2 separate regions of the Homo sapiens genome follow, and region 1 is linked to region 2. Evidence: chromatin contacts called from ENCODE Hi-C or POLR2A ChIA-PET data. All regions are on one chromosome and are shown on one strand. Each heading gives the region's core, a stretch centred on a gene start or an enhancer-like site at or near the end of the contact. The rest is flanking DNA. Distances are from core to core; before and after follow the strand shown.

The links. Hi-C counts contacts between places; a loop is a spot of excess contacts on that map. ChIA-PET counts read pairs that join two places held with the same protein, here RNA polymerase II (POLR2A). Pooled maps may share reads with other maps.
Region 1: a loop to region 2 is called in a pooled map, with 3 times the contacts of the local background. The contact joins two enhancer-like sites. A Hi-C loop is called at or near these places in 3 of 168 maps with a recorded cell type or tissue (Ramos, adrenal gland and heart left ventricle) and 4 of 50 pooled maps. POLR2A ChIA-PET finds 5 or more read pairs at or near these places in 2 of 52 experiments (HEK293 and Panc1).

The regions. Positions count from the first base shown.
Region 1 is chr11:73,660,002-73,663,489 of GRCh38, forward strand. It overlaps PLEKHB1 (pleckstrin homology domain containing B1), which reads left to right. Exons shown (of 8, transcript NM_021200.3): 7 at 752-851; 8 at 1,465-2,818. The coding sequence ends at 1,601. Among named protein-coding and RNA genes, the nearest start is that of PLEKHB1, 15 kb to the left of the region's middle. RefSeq lists enhancers at 280-1,124, 1,125-1,967 and a silencer at 1,030-1,201. Within about 2 kb of position 1,335, at least 5 of the 41 ENCODE cell types and tissues checked have a DNase peak (open chromatin) inside an H3K27ac peak, as active enhancers do.
Region 2 is chr11:73,333,848-73,337,182 of GRCh38, forward strand. The region is part of intron 1 of ARHGEF17 (Rho guanine nucleotide exchange factor 17); the gene reads left to right. LOC124902710 (a long non-coding RNA gene) reads left to right here. Exons shown (of 2, transcript XR_007062774.1): 2 at 1-3,335. Among named protein-coding and RNA genes, the nearest start is that of ARHGEF17-AS1, 26 kb to the left of the region's middle. RefSeq lists an enhancer at 1-134. Within about 2 kb of position 1,769, at least 7 of the 41 ENCODE cell types and tissues checked have a DNase peak (open chromatin) inside an H3K27ac peak, as active enhancers do.

The sequences.
Region 1 (3,488 bases), core at 85-2,584, 330 kb after region 2:
CTATCACCTAGTGATGTTGTAGCCATGATAATGTCGTAGGGCAATGCATTACATTTTCTACATTTATATATGATTAGTTAGATAACAAATACCATTGTGTTACAATTGCCTACAGTATTCAGGGCAGTAGCCTGCTGAACAGGTTTGTTGGCTTGGAGCAATAGGATATACCATATACTCTAGGTGTGTGCCACCTAGGTTTGTTTGTAAGTACACTCTATGATATTCACATAACTAAAATTGCCTAAGGACGCATTTCTCAGACTGTATCCCTGTTGTTTAAAAGACGCATAACTGTATTTTAGTTACTTCTCATCCCTATCCTTCCTTTCCCTTCCTTCCTCCCCAACCCCTGTTTATTTCCTGGGCCTGGGGCTTGGCCATGTTCCCCTCCTTGTGACTAGTAGAGCTGGGTCTTTCAAGTGGCATTATTGTAGAGCTGCTAGCAAATATTAGACTACCTATAAGGAGAAATTGGGAGCCATAGAGAATTTTTTGAGCTAGGTGGGAGGCCAGAGTTGGAGAATGGGTGTCACTGGGAGCTGGATGTAGGGCAGAAGTTTTAGAGGACCGTGGACCTTGTGGGGAGGGCAGGGCCTTTCTCCAAGAGCTTGCTAGTGGCTGGAGGCCCATTTCTAAACTTGGGGAGGTGGCTCCATGGATCCCAGAGAGGCCTGTGCCAGGCGTGGGGGTAGGGGACCAAATCCGGGCCAGGGAGTTCCTGGGCACCTGACATGGTTGGATTCCCCAGGTGCGCGTCTACAGCCCGTACCAAGACTACTACGAGGTGGTGCCCCCCAATGCACACGAGGCCACGTATGTCCGCAGCTACTACGGACCGCCCTACGCAGGTAAGTCTCCAGCGTGCCCCGGGGCTTGCCTCGATCCAGCACCGATTCAGCGCCAGGCCCAGCCCACGGTCCGTAAGTCCGGACCAGGCTTCATCCTTTTAGCGTGCACGGATTTTCCCAGGCAGAACTCTCCGCAAGCCCCTCTCCATCCTGAGACTGGGAGAGCTCTGGAACCAGCGTTCGTCTCGAGCTGACCTCACCCTTCTGGGATGGCTCCTCAGCCCTGCGGTCGGCAATACCCATTCCTGAGCCGGTAGCGGCCCCTGGTGGCTACTGCGGGAATGCTGCCTCCTCCCCGCTCTGGGGCCTGGCGGTTGGGAATGCCCATCGTTAGGCGCCTGGTGGTTGTGCTTAGCGATCTCAGGGTTTCCTCGCTGCTCCGCCCTAGCCTGCCGTAGCGGACCCGTAGGTTCCGGGACATCCGTAGCCGATCCAAGGCCTGGGAGCCGTAGGGTGGAGCTCTTCCCGCGTCTAGATCTGTTCTTTGACTGGGGAGCAGGAGAGTGGGTTCGGCGCCTTACACTGGGTTGGGCTGGAGTGATGCAGGAAGGGTACGAAGATCACTCTACTCCCTCCTAAGTCGCTGATCCTCATGGGCTGTCTCCCTCTGCAGGCCCTGGCGTGACGCACGTGATAGTGCGGGAGGATCCCTGCTACAGCGCCGGCGCCCCTCTGGCCATGGGCATGCTTGCGGGAGCCGCCACTGGGGCGGCGCTGGGCTCGCTCATGTGGTCGCCCTGCTGGTTCTGAGCCCTGGGACTCGGAGCACTGACCCCTGCGCTTGGATTGCTAGACTCCTCTTCCTCCTGGACCCCATCCTCTACCATCCAAGCCCTGTCCCACTTTGGCCCTATCCTCTCCATTAGCTCCTTCCGGGTTTGGACCATTCCCCCCACTCCCTACCCTTAATCCCCACATGGGAAGAAGCTATCATCACAGGTACAAACATCGCTTGAAGTCTTCACATCTACCACTAGACACCCCCAAAATCTGTTATAGACATTTATGGATACATTTCCTCTAAACACAACAGGGCACAGCAAATACGACTTCATTTGGCTTCGAGTTCCCCAGGCGCTGTAGACACAACATGAATCGGGCTCTCTGCTCTCTCCTTAGGGAGCTCGAGTCCTGGTGGGGAGAACAGGAGTAAACAAGGACTTGACAAAGCTGAAGAGTTATCAGTCCTTTGACAAGGACAGGTGGGGCAGGGAGCAAGACAGGTAGGCTGGAAGAACAGTTATTGGCAAGTATGCAGAGCCGTGAACGTCATGGCATGTCCAAGGAATTAAATGGGAGTTCATTTGGGCTGGGGTGGAGGCTGGGATCAGACCGTGGTGGGCCTTCAAGCTAAGGAGCTTCCTAGGTGAAAGGGGAGATGTGAGCCTTCTCTGGAGGGAAGTTTCATGATTGCATCTATAATGAATATATTGCCTGTTTTGTGAATACTGACACATGTCCATACCTAAAACACTCCTGAGTCAAGTCCCATCCTTCCCACAAACAGCTTCCTGGCTGGTACCCATGATAACAATTGAGCTGAACCTGGGGACCCCTGGTTGGGGAACAGGTGAGTTCTATTTGAGACTTCCAGCCCTAGAAAGCTGCCTCCGTCCAGAAATGCCTCTCACACCAGGAGCTCGGCCCTCTCTTTGTAGCTGTGACTGTCACCCTCTCAGGCTTTGTCTCATCCTTCATTCTGAATAAGATGGCAGTGTTCTCCTCTGGGGCCTGATCCACCTCTACACCAGCCCAGGAAGCCCCATCTGTGCCTGCCCTCAGGTGGTCCACCAGTCTCCCCCTTTGGTTCCCTTCCAGTCTCTTCCCCCTTTCTATCCCAATCACCAATAGAAATGCTAACATCCCTGCCTGGTAGCCAGACTAGCCCACTAAAGCTCCCCTGTAAATGGGGGCTCCATTAGTTCTGCTGCCGAGACTAATAAAGATTTGGTTGGCTCTAGCAGTAACTGTGGCTTGCTTTGTTCCCCCAGAAGGCCCTGTTTCCCTCTCCATGATCCAGCAGCTACTAGTGCCTTCACTGGTCTAGTGAAAAAGAGTGTGGATTCTGAGATCAGTTGGAACTGGTGACAGCATATTAGCTGAGTCATTTGGGGCAAGTCACTTAACCTTTCTGGATTTTGTTTTCCCTACACTTAAGGTAGCTGGTTGAAGTTGACCATTCCTGAGGGCTCAAGAGGAGGGACTGCCTTGGAGTCTCTGTTGTCTGAGCTGATGGATGATCCAAGCCAGGTCCTGCCTGCTTTCTGAGAATCCTGTTCATGTTGGAGTCTTTTCCAGTAGGTTCCCATCCTTCTAGAGTTGAATCAATGAATTGTTCTCATAGAAAACCAGGTGGTCAGGAAAGGAAACACCATCATCCTGCATCAGGCTTCTTGGGGCTGTCAGATAGAAACTCCCTGTTCAAACTGATTTAAGCCAAAGGGAAAAGGTTAAGCCACATAACTGAGAAGTCCAAGAGCTGTGTGATCCAGGGGCTCAAAGAGTGTCACTTAGACTTTGCTTTGTTTCCATCTTTACACCTGCAGGGCTGGCTCATTTGGAAGCTGCAGTGATGTTCAGCAGCTCCAGGCTAATGCCCTCCTGAGTTCAAGTCCAACCAAGAGAATTTCTCTTCCT
Region 2 (3,335 bases), core at 519-3,018:
TCCTCTTTGAGCCTCTGTGCCCATATATCAAATGCGTAGAAATGGTCCCTTCTCTGCCTCCCTCCTTCAAGAGAGGATTGAACATGGACATTCTAAACTAATCAGTGCACATTAATTACACTGATACTTGCTTTCATTCATCCTCAAATTCACAAATGTGAACTGAGCACTTAACTGTGGGTCAGTCTCTGTTGTAGGCATGGAAGCTGCTGGAACAAGGCAGAAGTGCACCCTCCCTTTTGGAGCTCACAGACTTTGTTATATGTCCCTTAGTACCTGGGCAGCTTGCCTGAGTGCAAGCCTGACATATAGTAGGTCTTTCAATATGCCAAAAAGGAGGCTGCTGATTGGGGAATTAGCACCAGGCAGTTTGGTCAGTGCCCTGGTCTATAGCAGGGATAGGTCAGGGAGGGTGGAGGACTTAAAAGAAACTTCCAGGAAGAGGCAGAGCATAAAAGTTAGATGGCGTTTAAACAGGGCCAAGAGCAAGGAGGGCAGCCCAGGCAGAGGAGCAGTCTACACAAAGATGGAGAGGTGGGGAGGAGACTGGGGTTGGACAGTGGTGAAGAGACCAGCCTGGCTAGAGGAGAGGCTGGGAGGTCACACACGTAGGCTGCTGGGGGCTGATTGCACTTCAGGCTTCCCTAGGTCTCTGGTGGCATGAATAGAATTTCTGGCACTATGGTAAGTGGGGAAGACAGCCTCTTTTGGCTGTGGGGCTTCAAGAGCCCCCAGGATTTATCTTCAGCCGAGGCAGGCTCTGGCCCCCTCCTTCCTGCCTCAGCTCCTTGGGGCTCTGGCTGAGGCTGACCTGGCCTTTCCCAGGGTGCCTGGCCCACAGCCCAGTGAGTCATCTTCTGCACCAGAGGCAGGACACCCCATCCCACCGACAACACATGACTGCAGCCCTTCCCCCTGCTCCTGGGTCTGAGGGAGGGAGAGAACAAGAGGGGCTGGAAACAGACCCTGGATAACTTCCGTTCCCACGATCCCAGCCCCCCTGCAGGCTGGGGAACTGGGTGGAGGATAGGGAAGGGATCCCTGCTTTCCAGTGCTCTGTGCAGGTCAGGAATCAGAGGCTGAACGGTGGTGGTCCTGGGCCACAGGGCCTGATTCCCTGAGCACTGGTCTGGTGCTGAGCCAGTGTTAGACATTTTGAATGAAATAACTTTTAGAGCTGGGAGAGGAGGGCCCCTGGAGGTCATCTCATTCATAGGTTTTAAGCCAGGGCTGGGACCACAGGCCAGGCCAGTATGTAGGCAGAAGTGTGCATAGGGGAAGGTGGGTGCATTTCCTGGGAGCCCTAAAGCAGGAGTTGCCAGATTTAGCAAGTCCTACCTACCCTAAGGCCTCATGGGATTACCAGTGGGGTCCTTCTCGACTGCCAAGGGCAGGGCAACCTCCCCTGCTCAGACTCAGATGTGGGACCCAGAAGATCTGGGTTCTGGTTTCTCTGCCTGTAAAATGGGGGTGACAGTCCCAGCCTCTTGGGCTGAGAGGATGATTGCATTCAAAGCTTCTGAGCTCCTAAGATGTTTTTCACATCTGTTGGGGGTCTGTCTATCCATCTACTTCTCAAGCCCCACCTCCTGCTTCCCGCTATTATCCATAATGAGAAACTTTTCCTTCCCAGCCTGGAAGGTCCAGCTGTATCTTCTTGAAATTGGGAGGGAGGGGGGCGGATCTCAGAGAAGAAAGAAAGGGAAAAAACCCACATTAAAAAAAAAACCCACCAGTTAAATTCAAACCACATGCACCACAGCCCCTGCCATGTGGGCCTCTGCTGCCACCTGTGGGCGTCTGGTGGAAGTGCAGTTCTTGGGGCTTCAGCTTCCTCACTGGAGCCATAGGCTTAATCCTGAAGCCTGAAATCAGGAAGGAAGGTCAAGCTGTCCATCCTCCACCTCTGAGCATGACCTCACCCCCACCACCTCTGCTGCCAGGAAGCCTGGTGGGGAATTTAGAATCCATCTACACCTTCCCTTCTCCCCCATTTGTTTACAGAGGGGGAAACTGAATCCCAGAGTGGAGAGGAATTTGGCTAAAGTTGCAAAGCAAGACAGTCAATAGATAAGTATTGTACACCTACTGTATGTCAAGAGACCTGGTCTCTGCTCTTATGGATCTTCTGGTTGTGGAAAGCAGGGAGCAGACATTGAGACCGTCCTATTTCCATCTAACTCCCAGCCATCCATGGAAGAGAATACAGCCTCCTACCTTCTCATTCAAGGTGCTCTGGGCTTGGCTTGACTTCTTGTTAATGTGCTCTGTGACCCTGGTGAGGTCACTCAGCTTCTCTGATATGCCAGTTACTTGGGGTCAAATCCCAGCTTTGCCACATCCTGACTTCATAACCTCAGGCAAGTTGCTTTGCTTCCTGGAGCCTTTGTTTCCTCATCTGTAAAATGGCCATAACAGGAATACATAACTCAGAGGACTGGTGTGAGGACTAAATGAGATAATACATGAGAAACAGTGCCTCACTAAACATTAGCCAGCTGTATACATGAGCTCCCACCAAGGATACAGTGAGCACACCTCATTCCCAGAGGTCTAGGAGGGGGCTGGGAGCGCAGTGGGTACGGGGGTCCCTTCTGGGCTAAGAGTGCACCAGCAAGGTTCAGCAGTTAGAAGTCGGGCCTGAGTCCCAGCATAAGGAATGAGGGCTACCACCTCCATCCTCCTTTCAGCCAGCAGGGACAGTTTCTGGAAGGAGTGGTGAGGTTGGAGTCCCAGCTGGACCCCTCTGGGGCAATAGATGAAATCTAGCCTGTGCAGAAATCATCCCCTTCCTTCATTTCTCCTGTCAGCATATGAAGGACCCTGGGTTCACATTCCGTCTCTTCCACTCACTGCCTGTGTGACCATGGCTCCTCCACCTCCCTGATCCTCAGTTTCCTCAGCTAGGCACTTCTCACTGAGAGTCATGCAGTGTGGTCGGATAGTGCTGGGCTGGAATTACCTTGAAGGCATCCTCACTCACAAATTGGTGATTAATGCTGGCATTTGGCTGGACCTCATCTGGCCTGTCAGCTGGCATACCTACACATGGCCCCTGCATGTGGCCTGGGCTTCCCCACAACGTGGAGGCTGGGTTTCAAGAATGAGCAAGCCAAGAGAGCAAGATGGAAGCACATGGCATTTTTATGACCTAGCTTTGGATGTCACATAGTATCATTTCTGCTGTGCTCTGTGGTCAAGGCAGTCACAAAGCTTTACCCAGCTTCAAAGGGAGGGGACCTGGACCTCGTCTTTCTGTGGGAAGAGTCAATACCACATTGTAAGAAGAACATGTGGGCCAGGCGCAGTGGCTCGCGCCTATAATCCCAGCACTT